Linked DNA regions of Homo sapiens: regions 1, 3 and 4 are each linked to region 2. Evidence: chromatin contacts called from ENCODE Hi-C data. All regions are on one chromosome and are shown on one strand. The core of a region is the stretch at or near the end of the contact, and the rest is flanking DNA. Distances in the headings are between cores, read along the strand shown. Region 1 holds the start of CTDSP2 (CTD small phosphatase 2). Region 2 holds the start of MON2 (MON2 regulator of endosome-to-Golgi trafficking). Region 3 holds the start of HELB (DNA helicase B). Region 4 holds the start of CAND1 (cullin associated and neddylation dissociated 1).

The links. A loop is a pair of places that touch in the nucleus more often than their neighbours do. Pooled maps may share reads with other maps.
Region 1: a pooled map shows a loop between it and region 2 (6-fold over the local background). The contact joins the promoter of CTDSP2 here to the promoter of MON2 in region 2. A Hi-C loop is called at or near these places in 7 of 50 pooled maps.
Region 3: a loop to region 2 is called in a pooled map, with 7 times the contacts of the local background. The contact joins the promoter of HELB here to the promoter of MON2 in region 2. A Hi-C loop is called at or near these places in 7 of 50 pooled maps.
Region 4: a loop to region 2 is called in a map of naive thymus-derived CD4-positive, alpha-beta T cell, with 13 times the contacts of the local background. The contact joins the promoter of CAND1 here to the promoter of MON2 in region 2. A Hi-C loop is called at or near these places in 1 of 168 maps with a recorded cell type or tissue (naive thymus-derived CD4-positive, alpha-beta T cell), 1 of 37 single-sample maps with no recorded cell type and 8 of 50 pooled maps.

What each region holds. Positions count from the first base shown.
Region 1 is chr12:57,845,402-57,848,101 of GRCh38, forward strand. It overlaps CTDSP2 (CTD small phosphatase 2), which reads right to left and starts at 1,328. Exons shown (of 8, transcript NM_005730.4): 1 at 971-1,328. The coding sequence starts at 1,034. RefSeq lists silencers at 150-449, 1,040-1,469, 1,480-1,559, 1,630-1,809.
Region 2 is chr12:62,465,550-62,468,249 of GRCh38, forward strand. It overlaps MON2 (MON2 regulator of endosome-to-Golgi trafficking), which reads left to right and starts at 1,277. Exons shown (of 35, transcript NM_015026.3): 1 at 1,277-1,769. The coding sequence starts at 1,659. RefSeq lists a silencer at 979-1,298 and enhancers at 1,329-1,438, 1,434-1,933.
Region 3 is chr12:66,301,235-66,303,934 of GRCh38, forward strand. HELB (DNA helicase B) reads left to right here and starts at 1,259. Exons shown (of 13, transcript NM_001370285.1): 1 at 1,259-1,556. The coding sequence starts at 1,370. RefSeq lists enhancers at 1,329-1,378, 1,439-1,518, 2,150-2,249, 2,280-2,589.
Region 4 is chr12:67,267,940-67,270,639 of GRCh38, forward strand. CAND1 (cullin associated and neddylation dissociated 1) reads left to right here and starts at 1,419. Exons shown (of 15, transcript NM_018448.5): 1 at 1,419-1,846. The coding sequence starts at 1,779. RefSeq lists enhancers at 555-854, 995-1,254, 1,534-2,185.

The DNA.
Region 1 (2,700 bases), core at 78-2,577, 4.6 Mb before region 2:
TTCTCCCGCCCCGGGAGAGGCCTCGGCCTCCGCCTCACCCCCGCGAGGGCCTGCGGGCCCCCTCGCGCCTCCACCTGACGCTCTGGAAGGCGGGGGCCGCCAGCCGCTGCCCACAGAGAACTCGCACTTTTTCGCTGCGCGATTCAGAACCACGCCGGGTCTGATGCCATCCGGCGAATTATGTAACCAGGGACACCGCTCCCGGGCTAAACAAACGCGGCTCTGTGTGTGCAGCGCCGGCCCCGGGGGAGCGCACCGGGCAGGGAGGGGCTCTGGCCGGGCCTCAGGGTCGGGCTTGTTTGCTCAGCGAAACTGGTCAGAGGCAGCCGGGAGGGAGCCCGACGCCGCCAAGGTCCCGGGGCCTGCGCTGAGCCGGGAACCCGCCACGTCTGGTGCGCCAGGGCCCGGGCCCCTCCCCCACCGCGACCGCCCCCGCCTCCAAGAGGTGAACTTGGTCCCAAGTCCCGCCGGACGCCGTCACCGCCAGCTAGCTGCCCGAACGACCTCGGGCTTGGGGGGGCCTGCAAGTGCTGGACTCCAGTCTCGGTTCCGTTCCACCTGGGGCTCCCTCTGTCACCTTCCTAACCCCTCCCCGCGATCCCGGGGCAGCCGCGCGCGGCGGTGAAGGAAAGTGACGACCCCACCCCCAACTCCGGAGGCGGTGGACGCGGAGTGGCCCAGTGCTTCGAGAGCTACCCCTCCGTCTCTCAGCCCCGAGGGGGAGGGGTTGCGGGACAGGGTGACAGCTGCGCCGAAGACGCCCTTTCCGCTCGGGCGCCGGGATCCCCGTGCAACCCCCACGGAGGTCTGAGTGCCAGCCGGGATGCGGGGGCGGATGGACCGGAGGGGTCCAGTCGGGATCGCTGGCTCTAAGCCCTGGAGGTCAAGGGCCGAGACCTGGGTTCGGGGCTGTGCTAGCCCCCTCCGCGCCCGGGGGCGACGCAAAGTTTTGGGAAGTTGCTGCCCCTACCTTGCTTGGTGAGCACCAGGGCGTCTTCCCTCCGCGCCTGGGTGATGATGGAGCCGTGTTCCATCTAACAATCCCGCGGGCCCGGGCTGGCTGGGCGGGAGGACGGGCGGGCGCGCGGGCTGGGCTGGGCTGGGGGGCCTGGGCGGGGGCCCGCTCCGGCTCCCGAGACTCCGACTTCCACAGCTGTTCACATCCCCCCTCTCGTTTCCTCCCCGGACCGGGAAGGGAGGCGGCCTGTACAAAGGGCGGGCGGCCCGGGCAGCGGCTCCCCCGGGTGCCCCCGGCCCCGATCCCCCAGCGGCAGCTCCGGGCTCCTCAGTTTGGGTCCAACATGGAGAATCCGGAGCGAAAACAAGAGGAGGAAATGGGACACGGGGCGGTTTCCAGGCTCCCCCCTCCCCTCCGTACTCCAGATAAACAACCCGCGGCTGCAGCGCCCACCCCCGCGCGCCTCCCGGCTCTCGACTCGGCCTCTTCACGGCCAGCTGGAGCTTCCCGCTGGGGGCTGCGTCCTAGGCCCTGGGACCCTCCATCTGTGAGCGGCCGGGGCTGCGGACAGTCGGGAGCTTTGCTATTTTGTTACGGAAAAAGCGAATCCTCAAGGGGGGTGGGGTGGCGGGCGGGCAGGCTGGCGGGGGAGACTTGAAACCGTTCCGGTGCTCCGATTGGCTCTCTTGGAGAAAAGGGGCGTGGCCCCTCCTTACTATGCGGTGAGAGGACCTAACAACATTCCAGGCGCCACGGCCACGCCCCCGGGCCACTCCCCCCGCGCCAGACTGCGGCCTCCCAGTCTCCTCGGCCACACCCCCTTCCCAACTATTTAAAAGGCCGCTCCGAAGCTCACGTTCTGGTGCTCTGTGCTGGGGTGTTCTTTTCTCGGAGGGCGCACTCGGGGAAGGTGGAAAGGTTTCCCCCTTCAGGGGTGACCAAGACAAGCCGCTAAGCCTAACCTGACTCCAGCAGGGGATGGGGCGGATCGGAAGTTACCTTACCCCCCTGCTTAGCCCTAGAATCAAGGACGTACCAAGTCACATAAAAGTACAACCGTCGAGGCCAGGCGCGGTGGCTCACGCCTGTAATCCCAGCACTTTGGAAGGCCGAGGTGGGTGGATCACGAGGTCAGGAGTTCAAGACCAGCCTGGCCAAGATGGTGAAACCCCGTCTCTACTAAAAATACAAAAAAATTAGCCGGGCGTGGTGGCGGGCGCCTGTAATCCCAGCTACTCGGGAGGCTGAGGCAAAGACTTGCTTGAACCCGGGAGGCGGAGATTGCAGGTAGCCGAGATCGCGCCACTGCACTCCAGCCTGGGCGACAGAGCGAGACTCTGTCTCAAAAAAAAAAAAAAAAAAGTACAACCTTCGAATCCCGAAAGGGGTGTGTGCGTGTGGGCGGACCTAGGACTCCAGAGTATAAGAGCTGGAACTGACCTCGGGACTGTGTCCCCCAAAACACTGAAAATGAGACCTGAGGTGCTGGGCTTTCCTCACACCCACCGACTTACTCCCATTTAGGCGGCCCCGACTCCGCCCCTCCTCCCTACCTCCCTCATCCTACCCCTCTCTTTTTGCCCCCACAGTCCCAGCTTCCTTTAGATGGATGGAGGTCTCTCGGAGGAGCTTCAGCTTTGTGGACTCAGGCTGCCTTCCCCACTTGCTCTTTAGGCCTCGGGGCACGCTCCGCTGGCTACAGCTCCTGGAGTCTCTGCTCAAGGTTGTGGGTGCTTTTGTTC
Region 2 (2,700 bases), core at 27-2,526:
GCTAAATTCACCAGTTTTCATACATAAAGCTTATACCATAGGAGGTGTCAAGTTTCCCAGAAGTTGTGTAATAGGCACAAATGATCAAAATTACTGCCCTAGGAGCTCTCTACTATTACCTCATCTGTCCCCTTTATCCATCCTTGCTTTGCTTCTTATCAGAAGGAAAAATAAAATAAAATTATTTAGCTTACAAAGTAGCTCTGTTACAGCCAAACAGCGCTATCCACTGACAATCTCATGGCTCACTGTCTTCCATCATGTCATAAGCTCAGCTGTCTGAAGGTGTTGGTTTCTTCATCTCTACTGTTTCTGGTTTTTCCTCCCTCATTTTCTGCTTTCTGACCAGCAGCTGCAAAATGTCTTGGGGAAAAAGTAGACCAACCTGGATCTTGGGGAAATACAGATGAAGATTTTTCTGTTTGGCTTTTGCCTCATATTTATTTGGCACTTCAGACCTGATGAAGGCTTTTATGTATCTGTGCCTTATTTGAGCCTCGAAACTCTGATTTTATAATAGAAGGGTATTCATTCAACAAGTATGTACTGATTACCTGCTATATGCCAGACACTGTTCTAGGTGCTGGAGATACACAGGAAACAAAATAAGATTTAAAAAGAGGAAGAACCGGCAGCCCAACTCGCGAAACTCTCCTTTTAGCTGGGAGCATCTGCCAGTAAAGGGGCCGGGACAGATCTCGTAGCGCCTGGTAGGTGATTGGAGGAATTTTGGCTTTTACTTTGAGTGAGATGGGAGGCCAGCGGAATGCGTGGAGCAGAGGGTAGTCTCATTTTAGAGATTAGGAAAATAAGAGGCTACCCCACAGTAAGTGCACCAGTTGCGTTTAAAGAAAAAAAATGTATATTAACAGGAGGTAGCCACTGATTTGGGGCCACTAGTCCAGAGATTCGAAATGAAGCGGGAGGAGACACGTTAAGATTAATCTACAGGGAAACAAATTATTTACACCGAAATACAATTTAACACAAACATACGCAAAGAGATATGCCAAGGAGTACTCGGGGGCTCTGTTCAGGCACTTGTTAATGAAAACGAAGCGAATCTTGACGCCTTAAACCCTGTCTAGCCTACTTGATTCCGGGGGTGGGGCTGTGGGAATCGCTGCCCACCCGGAATCCCGCCTGCCCCGAGCATGGCCAAGCCCCAGCCCCGCCCCGCCGACGGCCTGCCGCCGGGGTTGGCCGCGGCGGTGGCGGAGGCCACGGTACCCGGAAGTGCGGCTGACGTGTCCCGGCAGCGCTCGGAATTGTGGGCGACTCGGCTAATGGCGTCGGCGAGTCTTAGGGGCCTGGGGAGCTGGCGCTGAAGCTTCTTGCCAGGTTGGCTGGTGACACCCGGTGTGGCTGGGCCCCGCGGCAGCGGAGGGACCTGCCCGCCTTGTGGGTTTCTCGGCCAGAGTCGGCGGAGCCTAGCGGGACGGTGCGACTGCGGGGGGCGCCTCCGAGAAAAGCCAGAGGTGTTGCGGGGAAGCTGCTGGGGGACGCTCGAGCAGGCTCCGGGTTCGCAGCCCAGGGCCCAAGAAGCGGGCTGCTGAAGGACCAGAGACACCGGGAGGGAGCTGCCTGTGGCCCTAAGGAGCTGACCGTGCCAGAGCTTGTTTGTACCTCTCGGAAATTGGCTGGGACCTTGGAGGATCATGTCCGGCACCAGCAGCCCCGAGGCGGTGAAGAAGCTGCTGGAGAATATGCAGAGCGACTTGCGCGCCTTGTCACTGGAGTGCAAGAAGAAATTCCCACCTGTCAAAGAGGTAAGCTTCAGGTGACGTCAGGAGAAGGCACTGTGAGCATGCCTGGTCCTGTTAGACTCAGTGCTTCACCCCAGTTTCCAGTCCTAATTTTCATTCAGGCCTCACCTTTCCAGATTTGTGAGTCGGTGGGTTGTTCCACAAGGGCTTTTTATAGTTTCCACTGGAGAGGGCTGAGGCACTTTGATTTTCTCCCCTCTCCTGTCCTCCCAGTTTAGGAGTGAAGTTCATGAAGTGAGCCTATTCAGTTAATCCAGCTAGGTGTACTGTGCACTAGCCTATTCTGGCCTTTTTCTTACTTGAAACTGGCCAAACCAAAATTGAAAAACTTGTTTGTTGCTCCCCGAAACGAGTATCCACCCATCTTGTTGAAACCTGTACTCCTCACGTTTATGGCATATCACTGAATTGGAAACAATTTTCCTTCTGGTATATATCATTCAGCTTAACTCTGTATCAATCCTTTGACGTGTTAATAAACTATCCAGAGCCACCTAATTTATGAAGAATATTGAAGATCCACATAATCATGTTAAACCTTGTTATGAGCAGTACTGTAGTGGGAAGTTGGGCTTGCAGTCAGAGCGAATACACCTGAATTTAGTTCCAGCAATAAATCTTAACCTCTTTGAGCTTCGGGTTTTTTTTTCCAGCTGTAAAATAGGGTTAAAGGATGGTTTTATATTATGTATGGGAAAGATGTCAGAGCAGAAGGGTATTATTAAAGAGATCCCAGTAAATAATACATGGAAATTTAATTCTCCAAATAGTTCTTGAGGTGAAATATTTAACATTTGGTTACTATTTGCTTTTTCTCTTAAAATGCCATTTTAATTCTCTAAAAAAAAAAAACAAACAAAAAAACCCACCAAAAACAGGCCCGGCTAATTTTGTATTTTTAGTAGAAACAGGGTTTCTCCATGTTGGTCAGGCG
Region 3 (2,700 bases), core at 9-2,508, 3.8 Mb after region 2:
CCAAGACTGTAAATAGCCAGAAAGGAGAAAAATCTGAGAAGGCAAGCTGCAAAAGCCCCGGCAGCAGAATGCTACAAGAAGAAAATACTTATCAGTATCAAATACTGCTGAGAGGTCAGGTAAAACAAAGGCTGAAAAGTATCCACTGGTTTTTGAAACGAAGAGGACAGTAAGTGTGACATTTGTCAGAGGAGATTCAATGTTGTGGTGGAAACAGTAGCCATGTGAATGTCAAAGGAATTCAACCTCATATAGCCAATCCTTGGAAACACTGGTGTTTTGTCAGCTGCAACAGTATTTCTTTTAAAAGCAACAAAAGTGGGCATTTTTCAATTGGTACCCAAAGGAAAAGAAATCAATTTTTATATTTTCTCCTATACATTTTTCTTAAATATTTGGTGCTAGTTGTCGTTTATATATATTTAAATATAGCATCAGGTGCTTTTGGATTTAGTAAATAGTGTGTGTTTAGTTATTTCAGGAATAATCCCAAAATAAACAGTATCAATACAGTAATGTAGTAATATATTTATGGTATTTCTTAAATAGTACCAAGACTTTCAAGTACCATCCTCATCAAGTAAGAGAATCATAGCCCCATAATAGTTTTTAAAACCACGTTCCTTTCTCTTCTATTTCCCTTCTCCTATTCCTGTCTATACTCTGGGCTGCAAAGAGACACTTTTGCCCCACTGTCAGCAGGTAGCAGCCCAGCTTAAATAAGTTTGGGAGACCAGGGTGTACTCACAGAGGAAAGGATAAAAATAACTTTGAATGTTATCTAATCCAGTGGTGTCCAAACCTAGCTGAGCATCAAAATGGACAGCCCGGAATGTACATTAAAAAGACAGAATTCTAGGTCCCTGCCCTAGATCCGATTCCAGAAGGGCATCTGCTATACTTTCGTTTTGGGAAGGTTGGGGTGGGGGTTGCTTTTCCAGGTTCTTCAAGCTCAGCAGAAGTGGACTTTCTCCCCGTTCTCTCTCCGCAGGAGATGCCGTGCACTGGCGGTTCTGCAGGTGCCACGCCTGTCACTCCCCAGCGCTGATTTCGTCCCAGCACCTTCCTGATAATCACCGCCCAGCACCAGGCTCCAAAAGGAGCGGAAGCCCCGCCCATCTCCCAGCCCCTCGCTCTCCCTTCCCCGCCCCTAACCCGCCTTGCCCCGCCCCTTCCACATGCCCTCCCCTCGGCAATTCCTGGAAACTTGGGGCGGAGCTTCGCTGCCTTTCAGGTTTTATGTACGCTGGCGGCCGCCAGGCCGTTCCCGGAAGTTGATGGCCTTACAGTCGTAGAACTGATTGGCTGATCATGACCATGCAGTTAGCCAGGGTTTTCCCGAGTTGTTTGGGTTGAGTTCAGGAGAAGCATGGCCAGGTCGAGTCCGTACCTGCGCCAACTTCAGGGACCTCTGCTCCCACCCAGGGATCTGGTGGAGGAGGACGACGACTACCTAAACGACGACGTGGAGGAGGATGAAGAGTCCGTGTTCATCGACGCCGAGGAGCTCTGCAGTGGGGGCGTAAAGGCTGGCAGCCTCCCCGGGTGCCTCCGCGGTGAGGAAGGCGTCTGCCCGGGGGATGGGGTTGGAGGGTCCAAAGTAGCGCTTCCCATTCTGGCTTTGCCCTGAGCAAGGCACCCAGTCGTGCTAACAGATTTAGCTTATCAGTGGTCTAGCTGCTTCATCCTACCAAGGGTAAAATTATGACTATAATAATAGCAGTGACTTTAACTGGACACATACTATGTGGTTTTTTTTTTTTTTTCTTTTTTTGAGCAGCAGCAAGATTTATTGCAAAGAGCGAAAGAACAAAGCTTCTACAGTGTGGAAGGGGACCCGAGCGGGTTGCCCTTTTTTTTTTTTTTTTTTTTTAAAATTATTCTCATTTTAATGGTCGTCCTTTAATTTAATGTACCTTTAATGTAAGGTAGTTTTACGCTTAAGGAAACAGTGGATGTTGAGTCTCTATTTCCACCCAGAATCGGAACTTTTATTTTTCCTTCTGACCACTTATCCTCAAGTTCTATAGAATGAGAACTTGTAATTATTATCCTATATTGCCTGGAGTCAAATACGTGGTTCTTCCTCAGCTTCTTGGAAAAACAAAACAGTCCGGGCGCGGTGGCTCACGCACTTTGGGAGGCCGAGGCAGGTGGATCACTTGAGGTCAGGAGTTCGAGACCAGCCTGACCAACATGGTGAAACCTGTCTCTAGTAAAACAACAACAACAACAACAAAACTACAAAATTAGCCGGGCGTGATGTCGCACACCTGTAATCCTAGCTACTTGGGAGGCCGAGGCAGGAGAATTGCTTGAACCCAGGAGGTGGGGGTTGCAGTGAGCTGAGATCACACCATTGCACTCCGGCCTGGGCAACAAGAATGAAACTCCATCTCAAAAAACGAAAAGGAAAGAAAAGAAAAAGAAAAACGAAACACAAGGAACACCTCAGTGCACAGATGATTGTTAATTGGTGTTAGTAACCTTGTGGTTCGGGTAAACCTTGTATAAGTAGTTTCCTGTGCTATGAGGTAGTTTCCTGTGCTATAAGTTATACCTGTTATGTATACTTTGTGACTGAGACTTAAAATATTTTAATGTGCCGACCGGTGCTGTTCAGTAGAACTTTCCATGATCATGGCAGTGTTTTATATCTGCACTGTCTGGTATAATAGCCACTAGCCATATGTAGCTGTT
Region 4 (2,700 bases), core at 169-2,668, 4.8 Mb after region 2:
AGAGCAGATCAGAGGTATGTGTGAAATTTAAACACATATTATGAGGCTAAACCAAGTTTCATCTGTTTTATTAACTCCTATTGCCTGACTTTGAAGTACTCAGTAATAGTTGATGAATACAGAAAACAATGGTAAAGGTCAGGTAGATTTGATCGGATTTGAGTTATGTGTTAGTAGAGAGCTATTTAAAGGTTTGTTGTTGTTTTTAACAGGAGTATCAAGTGAGATTGATTTTTCATCTCTTCACCAGGCTCTCTGTTCTTTTAGAAAGGCCTGTCAGCTAGCTCCATCCCTAACACTTTCAGGGATGTTGACCCCTAGCTGGCAAAACTTGTGTTTAAAATCCCAAATATTAAGCAGATGAAAAACTTGGATACTAAATACTTTCATAACTCATCTCCACGAATTTGTACGTCTGAGGGAGCAATACACAGCTGCAGGTCCATCAAGGCCACAAAAGCTAACTACAGAGATAGTCTTTTAGCTATTTTGAAATCAGTAGGGCCTGACTACAGCCATCTGTCGCATACCCATTACTCTTACTAAGGTCCTGCTGGCGTCAGAGAGGTGGTTCTACGATGCACGGTAGGAGTGTGTCTGGCCAGAGAAGTGGGGAGGCTCAGCTGCCTTGGGAGGTGCAAGTAGTAGCGCTAGGAAGCTGCTGCTAGGCCTCTGGCAAGAACACCAACTGATCCGCAATGCGCCTGGCCAAACTGCAGCAGCCTGCTCTGCAAATACTGCATAACAGAAAAAGCCTGTATTGGAGAATATAAGAATCCGCGGCAGAAACGGAGTGCGCGACGATTCTAAGGTTTTTACCCAGCACGGCTCCCCCATCAGACTGCAAATCCCAGCATTCACTCCTTCCACGGGAGCCAATGAGGAAGCTACTAGTTCCCGCAGCCAATCACATTCTGAGCCAGTGTATCACCCGACTGAATTCTGGGATTTGTGGTTTTTACGTGGCAACATTACACCACGGTGGCTACGGCAATGCAGGCCACGCGTCTGATCCCAAACGACACCTCCCTGTTATAAATTCTTATGTTGGTTCCGCAAGCTAACTCCTTAACTGTCGTTACTCCCAGGCTTCCTCCTTCTCAAAGCTCGTAATCTTTTTCTCTTAATGTCATTAAACAATCAAGTTATTTTCAGATTAAGGCCCACTTGCTCCACTCGTCCCCTGTCCCTTAACCGTCGCTTTAGAGTCTCGCGAGAACAGCCCCTTTTTTTTGTGTTGTCATGCCTCCAAAAGGCGGGTCACATGAAAACTGACACAGGCTTCAGCCAACCGAATTGTTTTTTAACTCTCTTCTCCACAGCGTGCGTGGGGAGGCCTCCGTGAACTCTGACCTTAGCTTTCCGTAGCGCCCGCGTCTGCCGCCCCCGCCCCCGGAGCGAAGGAGGCGGGCTTTGGCCTTTTGCCCTAGGGAGCGAGTGCGGAGCGAGTGGGAGCGAGACGGCCCTGAGTGGAAGTGTCTGGCTCCCCGTAGAGGCCCTTCTGTACGCCCCGCCGCCCATGAGCTCGTTCTCACGCGAACAGCGCCGTCGTTAGGCTGGCTCTGTAGCCTCGGCTTACCCCGGGACAGGCCCACGCCTCGCCAGGGAGGGGGCAGCCCGTCGAGGCGCCTCCCTAGTCAGCGTCGGCGTCGCGCTGCGACCCTGGAAGCGGGAGCCGCCGCGAGCGAGAGGAGGAGCTCCAGTGGCGGCGGCGGCGGCGGCAGCGGCAGCGGGCAGCAGCTCCAGCAGCGCCAGCAGGCGGGATCGAGGCCGTCAACATGGCGAGCGCCTCGTACCACATTTCCAATTTGCTGGAAAAAATGACATCCAGCGACAAGGACTTTAGGTGAGGCCGAGATCCGACCCTCACCCCACCTCGGGGTTCTCGCAGCCGCGGCCCTGGCCGTCACGCAGGCCTTGCCCCACCCCTTCGGCCGTAGCCGGTAGCTTCTCTGCCCCGAAGTCTCCAGCCCACCGGTCCGCTGGCCTCCCGATCCCTGCGGAGCCCCTTTCCTCTCCCCTCTTGCAACCCCCTCCCCCCATTCTTTCTCCTAGGCAGTTGCCCGCCGCGGTCTCTAGGCCCCGTTTGCTTGTCTCAGCGCCCCCACATCCTTCCCTGCCCCACCAGGAGGCGATTCTTGCGTCTCAGGTAGCGCGAAGGGGCTAAACCACCCACCATTGTGGAGAAGGGAGTTGCTCTAGGCCGGGAGACCGGGCGCCGGGCCTATTCGCTTGCCATCCTGCGGCGCTAGGCCGCCTTGCTCGCTGGGGCCCAAGCTGCTGCCCACTCGGGGACCCGGCAGCCTCCTCTCTGCCCGCAGGTGCGCGTGGGCCTTGCTGCATTCAGGTGGAATGATGAACTTTTGCGCTCTTGGCTGATACATAGTTCTTTTGTGGATTATTAATTTTCGTGAAGGTGGGAAGAAGGGGGAGGGGAGCCAGGATGGAGGAAACTTCGCTCATAGGGTTTTCCCGCCAGCATCACTGTCAGTTCCTCTTGTCAGGTAAAACCAACTTAGGAACTCGGGGTTTCAGTCTCATGTCCTCATATCCAAAATCACTGCCAAAGGGGTGGATTGCTGGATCTTAATCATAGCAGACGGATCTTCAAAAGGAAGAGATGTTTAATACGGACCTGGTGAATATGAAGCTTTATTACAGCAGTTCTGTTCAGGAGATCGGTACTGTTGGTTCCAAAGT